Regions from separate parts of the Homo sapiens genome. Here region 1 is linked to region 2. A link is an interaction called in ENCODE POLR2A ChIA-PET data of the cell type or tissue named here. Cell type or tissue: HepG2. All regions are shown on one strand. Links, peaks and the distances in the headings refer to the core of each region. The heading gives the core; the rest is flanking DNA.

What was found. ChIA-PET counts read pairs that join two places held together with the same protein. Peaks named below come from ENCODE experiments on the same cell type or tissue, not always from the same donor. Only the 100,000 strongest peaks of a DNase experiment are listed, where the experiment ranks them.
Region 1: POLR2A ChIA-PET joins it to region 2 with 5 read pairs; 1 of 35 experiments calls an interaction of 5 or more read pairs at or near these places.

Annotation. Positions count from the first base shown.
Region 1 is chr6:114,044,863-114,053,104 of GRCh38, forward strand. The region is part of intron 4 of HDAC2-AS2 (HDAC2 and HS3ST5 antisense RNA 2); the gene reads left to right. Among named protein-coding and RNA genes, the nearest start is that of HDAC2, 78 kb to the left of the region's middle. In HepG2, for the core only: no CTCF peak of the experiment used is centred there; a DNase peak (open chromatin) is centred at 4,689.
Region 2 is chr6:114,164,350-114,172,591 of GRCh38, forward strand. HS3ST5 (heparan sulfate-glucosamine 3-sulfotransferase 5) reads right to left here. Exons shown (of 5, transcript NM_153612.4): 3 at 4,002-4,113. The region is part of intron 6 of HDAC2-AS2 (HDAC2 and HS3ST5 antisense RNA 2); the gene reads left to right. Among named protein-coding and RNA genes, the nearest start is that of HS3ST5, 170 kb to the right of the region's middle. In HepG2, for the core only: no CTCF peak of the experiment used is centred there; DNase peaks (open chromatin) are centred at 3,512 and 3,952; H3K4me3 peaks cover 1,583 bases.

The DNA of each region.
Region 1 (8,242 bases), core at 2,223-6,222, 120 kb before region 2:
ACTTTGGGAGGCTGAGGCGGGCGGATCACGAGGTCAAGAGATCGAGACCATCCTGGCCAACATGATGAAACACTGTCTCTACTAAAAATACAAATATTAGCTGGACGTGGTGGCATATGCCTGTAGTCCTAGCTACCTGGGAGGTTGAGGCAGGAGCATCACTTGGACCCAGGAGGCGGAGGTTGCAGTGAGCTGAGATCGCGCCACTGAACTCCAGCCTAGCAACAGAGCGAGACTCCGTGTCAAAACAACAACAAAAACTAGCTCTAGCTTCCATACCACTAGTGAACTAAGATGTTCACTTTTAATATCATAAAACCCTGAACAATGAATATTCAGAACATTGGTTTAATATGATGAAGGTGGCACTTCATTTATTATTTGAGTTATGGTTTTGGAAACTTACAATTTTAACTCATGCTTAATTAAATGTAAAATTTAACAGCTTAATAGAGAAAATTTAGGGATCCATGTTATTAAGGGAAAAGGACTCTTACATAAATAGGAGTCGACATCTACCACCTCACTGTAGTATATTACAAGGCATAAAGGAACAAAGTGACTTGAAATGTCATGCTGGTACCTGGCACGAGAAGTCTTTTGAAGAGCAGAGTTTCAAGTTAGCCCTTGGTTCTTTGTGTTTGTGTCTTACAATGCATGAAAAGTGTAATGGGCATTCAGGAGCTCAGCAAAATCCTGCACTGTGTTCACTGCTAGGGGATATGTCTGACTCTTTGGTGGACTGGTCACCAGAAATCTATTTGCATAAAGAATTTTAGGTTCTCTTGGCAGAGAACCCAATCGAAGGGAAGAAAGAGCAGATAAGTTTATCCCTCTAGTAATGCCTTTGTCATTATAATGAAAGAGTGATTCATTCACCCACTCCATTAATGTCTATTAAACATCTATCATAAGCTTCCGAGTTTAACATGGTGTCTGTTACACAGATTTGTCTTCCACTCCAGCCTGACCCTATTAAGGTCAGGGGTAGATTCTGAACATAGGAACTGAAAGAGTGGCTTTATTGATATATCACTATAGTGTAGCTTTGGTACTTTTTCAAAGGGAATATTACATAGGAGAGAAAGAATTACCTGCCCCCATAAACACACACATGCACACACATATGCGCGTGCACACACACACACACACACACACACACCCATTGTCATTGGTCTTTGGTCTTTGGTTATTTGGAGACTGTGGCAATGCCTGACTAGGGAAGCCGCAATGCCTGACTAGGGAAGCCACACTGCCTGAACAGAATTGGCTGTAGTACTGAACAAACATTGAGGCACACAGCAGGAGGGCAGCCATGTTTGACAGGTGATGTGTAGTGCTGACTGGCTTGTATGTCAGCAGAGCTTAGAAGTTCCCAAGGACTCCTGGAAATGCTCTGGGAGTACATTTACAGTGGCTGGGGGCATGAGGCAGCCAAAGAGATTGACAAAGAATTAATTTCACACGATGAATTCTTAAGTTCTTTCTCCAGATATTTCAAAGACATTATTTGAGACAGATATTGGAAAGGTTGGAGTAACTTTTTGAGGATGATCATGTAGTAACCAATAATTTGACCAACTTAACAAACTTCATCCAAAATAATGGTTTGCGTGGCTGGATTTGGCTGGTTCGTCTGTGAGTATAAACATAGTTGATAATGGGTGTCAGTGAGTGTCTGTGTTGGGGTTCTTTTGTCCCTATGATTCTGACCCCTCACCGCGAACACCTTTTGTTTTCAGTAATTGCTTGGATCTTTAGCTCAGAGTTCCTAAGGACGTTTCAGGATCTCAGAGAAAGTTATCAAGACTCTGTTCTCAGAGGTTCAGGCTTGGGTTTGTATGCTTATTAATTTATCACTTTATATTAATGAAGGAGACCTCAAACACAATAGATGCAGGCAATAATACTAAGTAAACACTTTATTCTTAAATTTATCTTTAAATTTAATTGTGCTTTCAGAGAAACCTGATACAATTTCAAGGTGGAATACTTGCAGTGATGGTCAAGATGAAAGGTAACGTGATCATCACAATGGGATGAACCAGTTAAAGAATTGCTGAAAATCACATGCACACACACACAATAGTTGGATGTATAATACTTCCTAATAGCACTTTCAGTATCCTCGGATTAGAAGACATCTGCCTTTTACCGTTGAAACTTCTTATACTATATAGTGACACTTTAGACAAGCTATCCTCTTTTGTCAAAGTATTTGTTTCCAGATTGGTTGATGTGCTTTTGAAATATCAATTTATTGAGTTTTTCTTTTTTTCTCTTATATATTCTTACTTTGTTTGGCTAGACTGTGACACCTTTGGAATATAATTTTTTAAAGGCAGCTGTAAATTTGATGGGTAATTGTTAGCAAAAGAATGTTTGAATTGGTCCAAGGATGAACCATTATTATTAGCTTCTTTCAACAGGCTTACAAATAAAAATATATGTGTTCATATATATTACATGTATATTAAATGGATGTACATCTTAATTTTAATGCTAATTTATACACATATATATATTTTTTAGATGAGGTCTCGCTATGTTGCTCAGGCTTATCTTGAACTCTAGGGTTCAAGCAGTTCCCCCACCTTAGCCTCCCAAGTAGCTGGGATTATAGGCATGTGCCACTGCACTCAGCTAATTCATATTTTTATACAGATTCAGTACATGCTTCTATTCAAGGTTAAGTACAAGGGATTAAAATGTACCCAATAAAACGAGATTAGGAAGGGATTAGAAACACATTTTAATTAGAAAATTGCCACCTCAAATCCATTTAGGAAGTCTGCAGGTATAAATAATAAATAGAACTACTTACGTACTTTTCTTGACAAGTGGCCCTGGGCTGGAATTCTGGAGAGCTGTATTCTGGTCACACGCCTAACTGGTTTTCCTAGTGACTTTTAGTAATTGATGAATTCTTCAGGAGCTAGGAATGTATTAGATGATTAGATGATCAATAAATACCTCTGAATTTCATTAAGTCCAAGAAAAAGCATTTCAGGTCTTTATTTTCCTATAGAATGATTTTCAATGCCATTTAGAGGAAATCTTGGGATCAACTTGGGAAAAGACGGAGGCTCCTGGCTCTGATCTTTGGGGACTTCAGATTTTCTGGATCAAGGTGAGATACTACAAATTTGTAAGAAGAAAAGAAATGTTTTCTCTTTTCAGCATAAAAGCCATAATGTTAAGGATATTAAAAAATATCATGTAATGTGCACTTTGCATAAACTTATCTGAAATTTAGCATGAAAATTGTTTTTTACTCTGAGCTACAGGGAAGGTGTCCCAGAAGAAATGAGGCTTGCTCACTCCATGTTTCCATCACCAGGGGATTGTGTCCTGCAGGGTCACTCTGCCTGCATTCACTAGGCCTGTTCAGTCTTAGGGATTTGCAAAGGTTCTCCTATCCTTCAGGACTTCTGTTTGGATTGTTCGGAAATGTCCTTTGTGATTGATGGCTCTTGCCTCATCACCCATTCATGATGAAGGGGAATAAGCTGATTAAACACGACATTTTGTGAGCCCTCCATTTCCTCTTGCTTCTTGTATTAGTTTTCTATGGCTACTGTAATAAATCAACACAAATTTAGTGGCTTAGAACAACATGAACTTGTTATCTTGCATTTCTGTAGGTTTAGAAATCCAACACAGGTCTCACCAGGCTGAAATCAAGTTGTTAGCAGGGCTACGTTCCCTTCTGGAGGCCCTGGGGGAAAGCTGTCCCCTTGCCTTTTCCAGCTTCTAAAGGCTGCACACATTCCTTGGCTTCTAGCCCCTTCTTTACATCATCAAAGCCAGCATTGTTGCATCTCCCTGAAGGTCCTTGAAGTGTAAACCCATTCTTCAGTTCTTATCATTCCACTAACTGCCCCTTACTGCCTCACTTTTCTACCTTTAAGGACCCTTATGATTACATCAGGACCACCCAGATAATCCTTGATACTCTCCTCATCTCAAGGCCCTTAACTTCATCATATCTGCAAAGTCCCTCTTGCAATGTAAGCTAACATAGTCACATGTTCCCGAGATTAGGATGTAGGTATCTTTGAGGGAGGGCATTATTCTACCTACCACTCTTCTTATTAAGATTATGTATTTCTTTAAAAATTAAGAAACATAAAGTTTATTGCTATATTATAATTTTCATCATGATAAAGTCAAGGTTGAAGTGCAATAGATTATTTGTAAAAATGGTCACAATAATTTCCTGTCTTATTGGGCATGGCAGCTCATGCTGAGGTTGGGGGAAGGATTGCTTGAAGTAAGGAATTCAAGACCAGCCTAGGCAACTAAGAGAGATTCCATCTCTTCAATTTTTTTTTTTTTTTTTTTTCTGAGACAGGATCTTAATCTGTTGCCCAGGCTGGAGTGCAGAGGCATGAGCTTGGCCTTCTGCAACCTCTGCCTCCTAGTCTCAGGTGATCCTCCCACCTCAGCCTCCTGAGTAGCTACAGGTACATGCCACCACACCTGGCTAATTTTTTAAAAATTCTTTTGCCCAGGCTGGTCTTGAACTCCTGAGCTCCTGTGATCTGCCTGCCTCAGCCTCCCACAGTGCTGGGATTACAGGCATGAGCCACCATGCCTGGCCAAAACATTTTTAAAAAAATGATTTCCTTTCCTTTCCTGTATCCACACCCTTATGAAATCCCCTCTCATGTGGACTTTGAGCTTGGCCATATGACATACTTTGGCCAGTGAGACTACTGCAAACATGATGGAAGCGGATACTTAAAAAGTACTTGCACACTGGGACTTGCCTTCTCTTGCTACTCTTAAGCCCTTTCTGACTACCATGTGAAGAGGCCTGGTGCATATACTAAGTGAGAAGATACATGTGACCTAGGCACCTTTGTCATCAAGCCAACAGCTAACACTGGGAGGTAGCACCAATCACTAAGCAGCACAAGCCACCAGACATTTAGATGAGGCCACCTGAGATCATCCAGGCAGCAGCTGACCCGGCAGAAACCACAGGTATGTGAAAGAGGCCAGCAGAGGGAAGACAAGCTGGGCCAGAACAGAAGAATTGTCCAGCTGAACAACAGAATTGTGAACTAAATTAAATTTTGGGGGGATGGTTGGCTGTGTGGCAAAGGTTAATTAATGTGGGAAGGGATAGGTAAACTAGAAACCAAAGTTGAGAATAAGGTTGAATAAACGAAAGTTTAGTTGCAAGGGAGTGGTGACAAAGAAGAGCCCTTAAAGGCAAAATCATAGACAACGTTTTTTGGAGAGATCATTTGCACAAGTACAGTAGAGGCCCCTCCTTCCTCCTCCACCTTCATGCCCTGACTCTGTGGACGTTCAGTGTCACAAGAAATGCTCCAATAATCCCTTTCATGGAATGATATAATGTCATAAGAAGGAGCATAAAAATTCCCTGTTCTGATTTTCCTATTTAATGGGAAGCTCAAAAAGACAAAATGGCTTGCCCATTTCATCCTGAAAGTTTAGCTTATACAGTGATATGCCACATAATGATATTTTTGGGTCTACAATGGACCTCATATATGACAGGTGGTCCCATAAGATTGTAATGGAGCTGAAAAATTCCTATTGCCTTGTGACCTCGTAGCCATCATAATGTTGTAGCACAATGCATTACATTTGTGGTGATGCTGATAGAAACAAACCAACTGTGCTGCCAGGTGTATCAAAGTATAGAACATGCAATTATGTACAGTATATAATACTTGACAATGATAATAAATGACTATGTTGCTGGTTTGTGTATTTACTTTTTATCATTATTTTAGAGTGTTCTCCTTCTACTTATTAAAAAAAAATAACTGGAAAACAGCCTTAGGCAGGTCCTTCAGGAGTATTCCAGAAGAAAGCATTGTTATCATAAGAGATGACAGCTCCATGCCTGTTATTGCCCCTGAAGACCTTCCCGTGGAACAAGATCTGGAGGTGGAAGACAGTGATATTGATGATCCTTATTCTGTGTAGGCCTAGGCTAATGTATATATTTATGTCTTAGTTTTTAACAAAAAAAGCTTAAAAAGTGAAAGAATGAGAAAATTTAGAAGTAGAAAAAAGCTTATAGAATAAGGATATAAAGAAAGAAAATATTTTTGTACAGCTGTACAATGTGTTGTTTGTGTTTTAAGGTGGGTGTTATTACAAAAGAGTCAAAAAGAAAAAATTAAAAATTTTATAAAAAATTACAGTAAGCTAATGTTAATTTATTATTGAAGAAAGAAAAATATTCTTTTATAAGTTTAGTGTAGCCTAAGTGTACAGTGTTTATATATAAAATCTACAGTAGTGTAGAGCAATGTCCTAGGCCTTCACATTTACTCGCCACTTACTCACTGATGCCTACAGCAATTTCCAGTTCTGCAAGTTCTATTCATGATAAGTGCCCTAACTGTACAGGTGTAGCATTTAACAATTTTTTATATATTTGCACTGTTCCTTTTCTATGTTTAGATGTGTTTAGATAGACAGATCTTTATCATTGTGTTACAATTGCCTGCAGAATTCAATATAGTAACATGCTGTACAGGCTTGTAGCCTAGGAGTGATAGGCTATACCATATAGCCTAGGTGTCTAGCAGGCTATACCATCCAGGTTTGTGTAAGTACACTCTTATATTGTTCACACAATTACAAAATTACCTAATGATGCATTTCTTAGAACATATGCCTGTCATTAAGTGATGCATGACTTTATTTGCTTTATTTGTAATGAAATGAATATGTTTCCTGGCTTTTTTTTTTTTTTTTTTTTTGAGAACACTCAACACCTATCTTGCAGGAGAATATTGTGTTTGTTTTTCTTTTCATTCCTATGTCTCCTGTTATAGTCTCAGGATGGGTGAAGTTTTAGTGAGAAGCTCAGTGGCAAGGAGACAATATGACTCTTCCATGGTCAGTATACCCACAGAAACACTTTTTCCTCAATCTCAGGAGAAAAATGAGCCAAATATGGAGGATCCCATCAGCTGCAGCAAAGCTACTGGCCATGAAGGGAAGTGAGAGAAGCAAAGAGAAGAGTGAAGCAGAATGGGAAGGAAAATGATGATTCTATGGGCACCAATCATGTGATTTTTTTTTTTTCTCTTTGAAAGATAACCTTCGGCTTATTAATTTTATCATCTCTTTTCCAATATTGAACCCTCAGCCTCTAAGGATCAGCCGGGTGTAGACTCAGCATGATGGCCTGGCCTGCTATCTAGCAGGGTCCCCTCAAGGCTATGGTGGAAGGACTCGCTCAGGGCCTAGGAAGCTCTGTTGCAGTTTCCATTCTTACATTCCACCTTCTCTTATGACCTACTCTCCAGCTATACTGGATATGCTAGTCTTTTTCACACTTTGTGCTTTTGCTGTATTGTTTCCCTCATCCTAGAGTATGCTTTTCCTGTTTGTCTGCCTGGTGAGATATTATGATCTTCAAATGTGCCTCATGGAAGCCTTCTCTGATTCTTCCAGGCTGAGTTATTTATTTATTTCTCCTACAGTTTCTGAACTGTGACTCACTAGTTCTACTTGGTATGGCAACATGATCATCTGGCGTTGCTAGAGAGTCTCACCTTTAAAGAGTCATATTAAGTTTATTTACAGGACCTAGTGTTGGATTACCTGATCACGTAGCAATTACAACTTCTTTTATAATTTACGCCCAAACCTTTAGGTGAGTCTTCTTGAGGCTTTACCAAGGAAACAGGCAGTTTTAGAGTTGGCCTTAAGGATGTTCTCTGGTGTCATCAAAGAAATGGAAATGCAAAGCAGAGACATGTGCATTTAGATATGTGTAAGGTAAGCTACCTTTTTGAAATGGTGCTACCCATCTATTAGGAGACACTCACCTTCTTGACAGACTGTTTTTGAGAGGGGGTGACACATATCTTTAGAAACAATAAAGCCTTTTACCAACACCTCCCGCAAACCTGGTAGACTGATGTGGTTCATAAATTCATCAATAGATCTAGCCTGATCAAGTACCAGCCATGGTACTTGATATGACTGAAAGGGTACTGCTTTTCAACTGAACTATCTTTAAATAACAGACACTTGTTTTTGAAATACCAGTCAGGCACTTTCTATGGGAGCTGCGTATTGCTATCAGTTCAGTTCTGCCTTTCAACTCCTCAATCTGTTTCTAATCATTATGAAATAGCACTCTTATTCCTAAAAGGTGCAATAAAATGTAACTGAAAAGAATTTTTTGAAAGCTCAAATGTAAAGAAATTGTTTTTATAAGATGTATAGTAAGGCATCG
Region 2 (8,242 bases), core at 1,398-5,397:
CATCAAAATGCTTAATAATTAACAATAATGATAAACTGCAAATACTAAGGAGGCTATGAACAAAGTCCAATGTGTTATTGTCACAGGCCTATATTTTTAGAAATACTTGACAGTTGAAATTGGCCAGATGAAATTCAGCAATTGATCATAGATTCTCCATCTCAGCAGTATATCTTGGAAGCAGAGGCCTCCTCTAGGCAGGCTTTGACAAAGGACATCTAAAACTGGTTTCTTAACTTCTTTTTGACTTCTAAAATACCGTCTAAAGTATTGGTTAAGTTGCCTGTTCTCATTTGGGTTAAAATACAATTCTTAAAACATCTGGAGTAAGTAATTCTGAAATAAACGTATATAAGTCTAAACAAAAGAATAGAAAGAAATTTGGGTAATTTTCTTAAATTTAAATAAATATACTATGTCACATGCTGAGATTAATGACATTATCTAAACTCGGTAGGAATGCAATTAAGTGCTAAGAAACAGAAAGCACCTCACAGTTTTATAAGACTGAGCCATTTTTACTATCATAATAACTGAAGCATGTGCTTAATAACTCATCAAATACATTTACTTCCCTTCAACATCTACAAGGTCAAAACCAGTCATCAGCCATAACTTAAAGTACCATTAATTCCTCTGAAAAACTGTTAAAGAGATTGTTCCAAGAAGCACTGGGCTGTATCCCATTGAGGTTCCTGGGGTGTTTCAGGGATGCTGGGATGTACTTTTAAAATGATGTATGGATGGATAGTATTATTCTTAATGCTCCAGATGAAGAGCTTGCCATACAACTGTTCCTTATACAAGGTACAGGGCTCCATATGCAACAGTTCTGATATTTAATGTTTTGTCCTATGTCCAATCCTTGGTTTAGTGATTATGGCCATTATACCTACATTTTAAAACATGATCTAACATGTAAGGGTAACTGCCACTTAGTAACTGAGAACTGCACAGCATCGGGTCAGCATCAGCGCTAGGTCACTAGGGGCAATCTTGTCTAGATTTGCTCCCAGAATCCCTGCATGAGCATGGGCTTTCTACATCTTTGGTCTTTGTTTCATTTTATTACTTCCACTTCTTCCCCATCGCCTGCCAGGGTTTTCAAATCCTTTGGGGATGTTTGGTTTCAATGTTTATATTTACCAAACTCACAACTATAATTAATATTTATAGCACCTCTAATCATTTCAAAGCTATTTCACAAATAAAATATCTTGATCTTCATAGTAATGTCATGTGAGATGAGAAAATTGAAGCATGAAGAAATTCTATAATATGCCTGAGGCAACTTGACGTCAGTGTCAGAGTACCTACCTCAGGACACTGAACCTCGCGCTCACTTCACCCCCATGACTGCTACATCATTGGTTTGGTCTTTGGATTAGACTTGCGCCGGAAATTCTTTCTCACCAGCTCTGTGATTTTTAAACATATTAGTTAAACTCTCTGGATTTTAGCTTCCTTGTTGGTAAATGGGGACAACAATGCCTACTTCATAGAGTTATTTGAGGATTACATGAAATGATGTATGTAAAGTTAAAAACCTAAGCCAGGCACGCTGGCTCCTGCCTATAATCCAGCTACTTGGGAGGCTGACGCGGGAGGATCCCTTGAGGACAGGAGTTCAAGACCATCCTGGGTAACACAGCAAGACCCCATCTCTAAAAAACTTTAAAAAATAAATAAATAAAAATAATAAAGTAAAAATACCTAGAATAAGGTTAAGTGTTCAAAACTGCTCATCCTTCTAATCCCTACTCTTGGTCATCTTTCATCCTTCTAATCCCTACTCTTGGTCATCTTCACCTAAAGGTAGTTTCCTTAGGTCTACTGAGAGTCTATGAAGCTACTCTGGACTTCGGTGTTGGGCTGGGAGGCACAGTAAACTTAATGTATCATCAGTAGGGTGGTAAAATATTTACCAATAATCTAAGGATTTATCAGTCATCTGCCACATCCCAGCACAGTGCTCAGTACTTCACATGCACAAAGAAATAGCAGCAGCCAAGGAACTTTGCAAGTGACAAGAACAAGACTTAATGATTTTCTAGACAATAAAGAGATTCCAAGAGTGGCTGGCATGCTCCATTTAGCCAAGGTCTTTGTAAATTCTCCAAAACAATTTCAAATAGAATAAAATAATTTTAAAACTACTTCATATAAATTGTATAGCTTACTTTTAAATGGCATATTCCACCAAATCCTAAAATGTTATTTTTTTATAGATAATGATACTGTATCCAACCTGCACTATTACACAGGGTGAGGGAGGGACCGTAAAAGGACCAATCTCACAGTGAACCTAGGAATGAGAGGTTAAATTGTGTTCGATGTTTCTGCTGTGTTTCCATTACTGAGTCACCTAGATTTAAAATACCCTAGGGTAGGAATAACCATTTTGTTTTTCTCCCTCCTTTTCCTTCAGTGCCCCAGAACATAAAATACTTGTTGAGTTGCATTTTAGCCTCTGAGTCAGACTGAAAAAAAGTAGTTTGACTCCATCCAATTTGAATTAGCTCACTAAAAAAAGGTATTTACAGTTAAGTGGAAACATTTCATCTTCTGATTATTTTTTAATATAAAACAGTGAAATCTCAGCATACTTTAGTTTAAAACTATAAGAACAGAAAAGAATAATTTGTTTTCTTCTTGAGACAGGGTCTCACTTTGTCACCCACACTGAAGTGCAGTGGTGCGATCATAGCTCATTGCGGCCTTAAATTCCTGGGCTCAAGCCATTCTCCTGCCTCAGTCTCCTGAGCAGCTGGGACTACAGGCACATGCCACTGTGTGTGGCTGGAGAGGAATAAATGTTATTGTTATCAATAGCAACTGGTCACTGCGCACATGTGTGTGAGACAATATTCAGAATGATACAGCCTAGGGTTTAAGACCAGAAACTTTAGTTCTGATTCTGCTTCCTTTAGTATTTTTATCCAGGGACACAGTGTTCCTGTTTTGAGGATGGGAACAATGCATATGTTTTATAGCATTATGGAGAAAATTAAGATGGGATATTACTGTAGACACAGTAGTAAGTAGGCAATAATTTTGAGTGTTTAATGTGTGTCAGATACTGTTCTAATCAACTCATTTAATCACAACAACTCAATGAGATGCATAGTATTATTATCCCTATTTTAAAGATATTAAGGCATAACAGTTTTAACAAAAAACCTTGCCAAGATCACCCAGCTAGTAATTGGCTGAGCAGGATCTCAAACGCAGGCAGTCTAGCTCCAGAGTCCCTGCTCTGAGCCACTTCCCTGTGCTACCTGACTCCATCACAGCAGCTGGTGACATGCTGGTTTCCCCTCTTCTTGGGTTCTGGTATACAAAAACACAACAGATCCTGTCTTTTCCAGAAAGAAACAGTTGTTATAGCAAGGACACAGGATATATGCACATATGGATAAAAAGCACGATAGAACTTGTCAAACAAATGTCAGAGGAGGTATACAACAAGTTCTACAGAAGTCTGGAAGAAAGGAAATAATGGGGATGAGGAAATCGGCAAGATTGTTGTGATGTGGGTGACCTTTGAGTTTGTTTGGCGTTCGAGAGTAAACAGACCTAAAACTATCAAAGAGTAGTTGGGAAAGATATTTCAGATAATAGGAACAGCAAAGACAAAGGATCTCTGTGTTTAGGAAATAAGAATCAGTTTCATGATAACTTCAGCTTGACAAAAACAAACACACACACAAACAAAAAACAACACACGCAAAAGAAAATCAATAAAAAAAATTTTTAAAAAAGAATCCATTTCATTGACGGGGAAGGTTTCTATGTGGGCAATACTGAGGCAGGAAGCAGTTTAAAGTGATTTTGTACAGTGTTTTAGAAGCTCAAGAGAGGAGAAAGACCTCCTGCTGGAGGGCCACCAGGGGATTCCGAGTGGCTGTGAGTGATGAGATGGCAGGTATATAACACGGATGAAAGTAGGGAATGCCAGATAATGGACTGCGAGAGCACGTAGAAGTCTTCGGCACACATACCTACATTCAGACAGGTCCCTATTATTCCAGCGATGATTATCTTGTTGGCGGGTATTCCATGGCCTCTCCTCACCTACTGGCTGTCCTTTTGGTTTATCCCTTGCTTTAGCACCTGGGGGTGGACAAGGAGGCAAAGTGATTTTCCAATTAAGTCTTTTTGTTTGTTTGTTTTTGCTGCTTTTTCCCAGCTGTGGTTAGATTTGCTGTTGGAAGGAGAAGTATATTGTGGATGATAAGAACATTTCTTTCTCTCTTTCTTTTTTCACAGTACTTCCAGTCCTTTATTGAACAATTTGCAGGGGAAGAGCAGAAATCACATTTGAGCTTAACCCTGGAATATGTAATTGTTAATTTCCCTTGATCAGAGATGGGCTAGGAAATGGGGAGCTACCCACATAGACTTTTAAATAACATTTGTATAGCAGAACCTTGTTTCTGATCTGGCTGCTGAGAATTTTAGGTGAGAATGGTTAAAGTTATTCTCCTTTAAAATGTTATGTATTGTGTATCTCCAGACCTGTTGATAGCTATATGATTATTTATATCAATCATTCTTACCTTTGCTACTATTTGGATGTATTATGCAGTTGCTGCTTCTTCCTAAATTGAATGTAAGCTACCAGTAATTCTAATTCTCTAGCTGCAGAGTACATGTTTGGCTCTAAAACTAAAGTGTTGTATTAGTGGGATGAAAAAAAAGAAAGAGATGAGAAAAATGAAACAGACTGCAATGCCAAGCTCTTTTTTAAAAGTAATATTTAATTACTCTTTCAGGCTGCTGTTAAGAGTGTATATGACATCTAAACAGATTGTAGGACCCTAATACATCATTTCACTAATATATATTCAATTGCAGTTGACAAAAAGATTATTTTGGTCCATAATGGCCTAGAAACCCATCTTTTACTTGGATCTATTATATGCAAATATATTTAGGGTACAACACACACACACACACAGACAATCTCTTTCAAGTAAAGAAAAAGGTGTTAAAAATGTATACACTTGGCTAATAGCCAGCTACTGAGTCTACTGTGTCTCCTCTCTGATTAACATACTTTCATAAATTATTTCCAATTTCTTCCAGTTGAGTTCTTGTCAACTCTTCACCTCACAACCCCAATATTGCCCACATCGTTCTAGAGAAATCAGAGAGAGAGTAGAAAAAAACACATCCAGCTATTTTAGAACATGGCACATATCAGTCATGCCCAGAAAACTGGCTCCTTTGCTTGTGAGAACTTCTTGGCATATCCATAAGCCTGCTGACCTCAGTATGAAACATAACAAAATAAAGCCTCAACTACTCTGTTTCTCAATTTGTTTGATAAACTAGAATTATTTCCAAAGTTCTCAAATAAACAGAAATCATTATAATTATAAATAATTAAAATGCTAAACTCAAGAGGGCACTCAACATTCATTATACTGTAGAGCTTGTCCCCTAAGGGTAATACCTTCAATTAGTTCAGTTTTTACAACAGAAGAAAAATGTGACAATCAGTAATTGCAGGTATTTAGTTCAAGGAACAAAACATGCAAACTTGCCTTTAAATTGCCCTTTCAGTCACCAGAGGTTATGCTCTCTTTTAGATTCTTAACATTTGTACTAATTCTAGAATACAGGAAAGCAACAGATAAGGGAAAAACACACAATCTTCAAAGCTGTGAGTAGATACACTTCAGCTTTATCAGCTCTTTCAATGGAGAAGGTTAAAGTAGAAGGTAAGAGCTAACAAAAAATGATTTTAAGAGAGAGCCCTTTAAAAGACATTTTATAAAATTTATCAGTTATTTATTCACTTACTTTACAAACATTTATTAAGTGTCAGAGTTTATGCTAAATGATAATTACATTGCACTAGAAAAACTAGCTGATGATTTTTTTTAAAAAATACAAATTTATATATGTATGTACATATGTATATTGTTACAAATGTAAATATAGAGTATATATATCCATAATTTATAAAATGATTTTTTGAGTGTTATTCCTCAATCTTGAAGTTGTAATGTAATTTTTTAAAAATTTAATCACAAAATTATTTAGATTTTATTCCTTGGAGTCTCCTCTATAAAAAGGATCAATTTCCTTTACAAAATGTAACTATTTTCTGTTGCAGTAGTAAATGCTGTTTCAGTTACTAGGGCTTTTCTTAGGTGTCTGTAGAACTACAGTACTGTCAGTTGGAAATGGATTAGCAAATAGTAAATACTGTTTCGGATCAAAGCGAGTATACCAAAACAGATTTCTTTACTCTGATTCAACATCAAACTGACAACCATGACCTGAGAAAGAGTTATCTTTTACTAGCTGCCACGTTGGGGAAATAAATTTAGTCCTTCATTTAAGTAGAGGAAAGAACTCATTAGAAATGTGGTACAAGTGGTTTCAGGATGATAAATCTCAAGTTACCAATTCCACTTTTAATGATTAGCTGCCTGCACCTTGTATTTAATTAAAATGGTTATTTTAAATGCTTATATTTAATTTAAACATAATTAGCTAAAGTTCAATGTTACTGCCTCATCCATTTTGAAATTAATTAATTTATAAAATAGTTCAAAAAGTGCTGTAAAATTTTAATATTAAAATATAGCAGGATCGATTTGCATCTTTTGTTGGTTTCTATTGTGGACTCCTAGTGAGCTGTTTACATTAGGTAGGACTGCAGGGTCTCTGGCATAGCTAATGTGTAATGAAATCAAATATTGATATGTCCTTGACATTTCCTTTGCACATAGGATATATACTTTAACCTTCCAGGAAATAATAGTTCATAGCTAAGGATATGATTGTTTAAACTTTAAAGCGATGTAAGTTTAAGAAATTAATTTTGGCCTTAATACATTTAGGAGAAACCACTGCTTTTAGCAAATGATTTATAAGTGTGTAACAATCAGTGTGATAAAATTTCTTATGAGTCAGTCCAATAAATGTGGCCAGAAGGTGTTTTCAAGCAAAAGTTCTGCTTTTAACTTGTATTTAAACAAACAGTTTAAATAGTGGGTAGTGATGTACAACAATGTTTCCTGGTCTATAGATTCTGAGGATATTCTGAAACACTCCTGCATCCATTTGGATGGGGTTTCCTGGTGCAGTAAAAAACTATATCCATGAATGTCCTACAATCCTTAGTGTGCTTGGTGGGAAAAACTTCTAAGCTGTGCACATTTGTCTATTGATGATGATTGCTATAATTTATTAGGTACTGAATATGTGTTCGGCACTGAACTAAATGCTTAATAAAGTTGTATTCAGCCCATTTTACAGATGAATGAAGTGAGGCTTGGAAAGACTAAGGAATACGTAATTCATACTTATAATTCGTAAGTTACGGAGGCAAGACTCAAAGCCTAAATCCACAGTGCTGCCCCTTACTGTCTTCAGCTCCCATCTCAGAGGGCTAGGAAGGCATTCTCAACTGTGAGATGCTTGTAACCCCCACTTCCACCACCACCACAAACAACAACAAAATAGTTCTCCCTTGCAGTAATAGTGTAAATTAAAGAAAAGGTAAAGGTAACACATTTGGCTTGACTATTAGTAATTAAAACCTGTTGCCCCCAATCTTAGTGTCCTTTTATACAAATATTAATATATGCAGAATTCTCTAATATTTTATTAAAACCAGGGCTTTCTATTCTCCAACAAACCTCTATGGTTGGGGAGATTTGTTCCCATCATTCTCTAACATTAGCTCAAAACTTTGCACAATCTCTACCCCCAACACCACCAATAACCCTTGGGGCATTTTAATTGTGAGCAGGCTATAAAGCTGTAAAATCAGACTCAGCTTACACATCAAGTAAGTTGTGCAGAATATTTCTTTCCTTTTCACACTACCATTATTAGGTGGCATTCCAGGATGCCTTTAAGCTACACTGTATCTCAATTACCACAACTGCCATCTGTTTCTGTTTCTTCCAATGAACGATATCCCCGCTCAAGAGCTAGGCTTCAGTGTGTTTTCTGCAAAGAATATGAGTAACACATACAAATATTCCTCCTATTTAGATTAGACAGTATTAGGTAGTAATCAAAGCCAATTATCTATTGATTTTCAGTTTAACATTTCAACTATCAAACATTATCGTAACTCTGGACATCCTCAGAAGGTTCAAAGGATTGGAACCATTGCAAAGCAATTATAGCAGAGAAGACCCGTTTGAGGAGCTAGAATAGGTAAAAATACAGGCACATCTGCTTTGTAAATCTTGCTAAGGCCTTTAAATGCCAT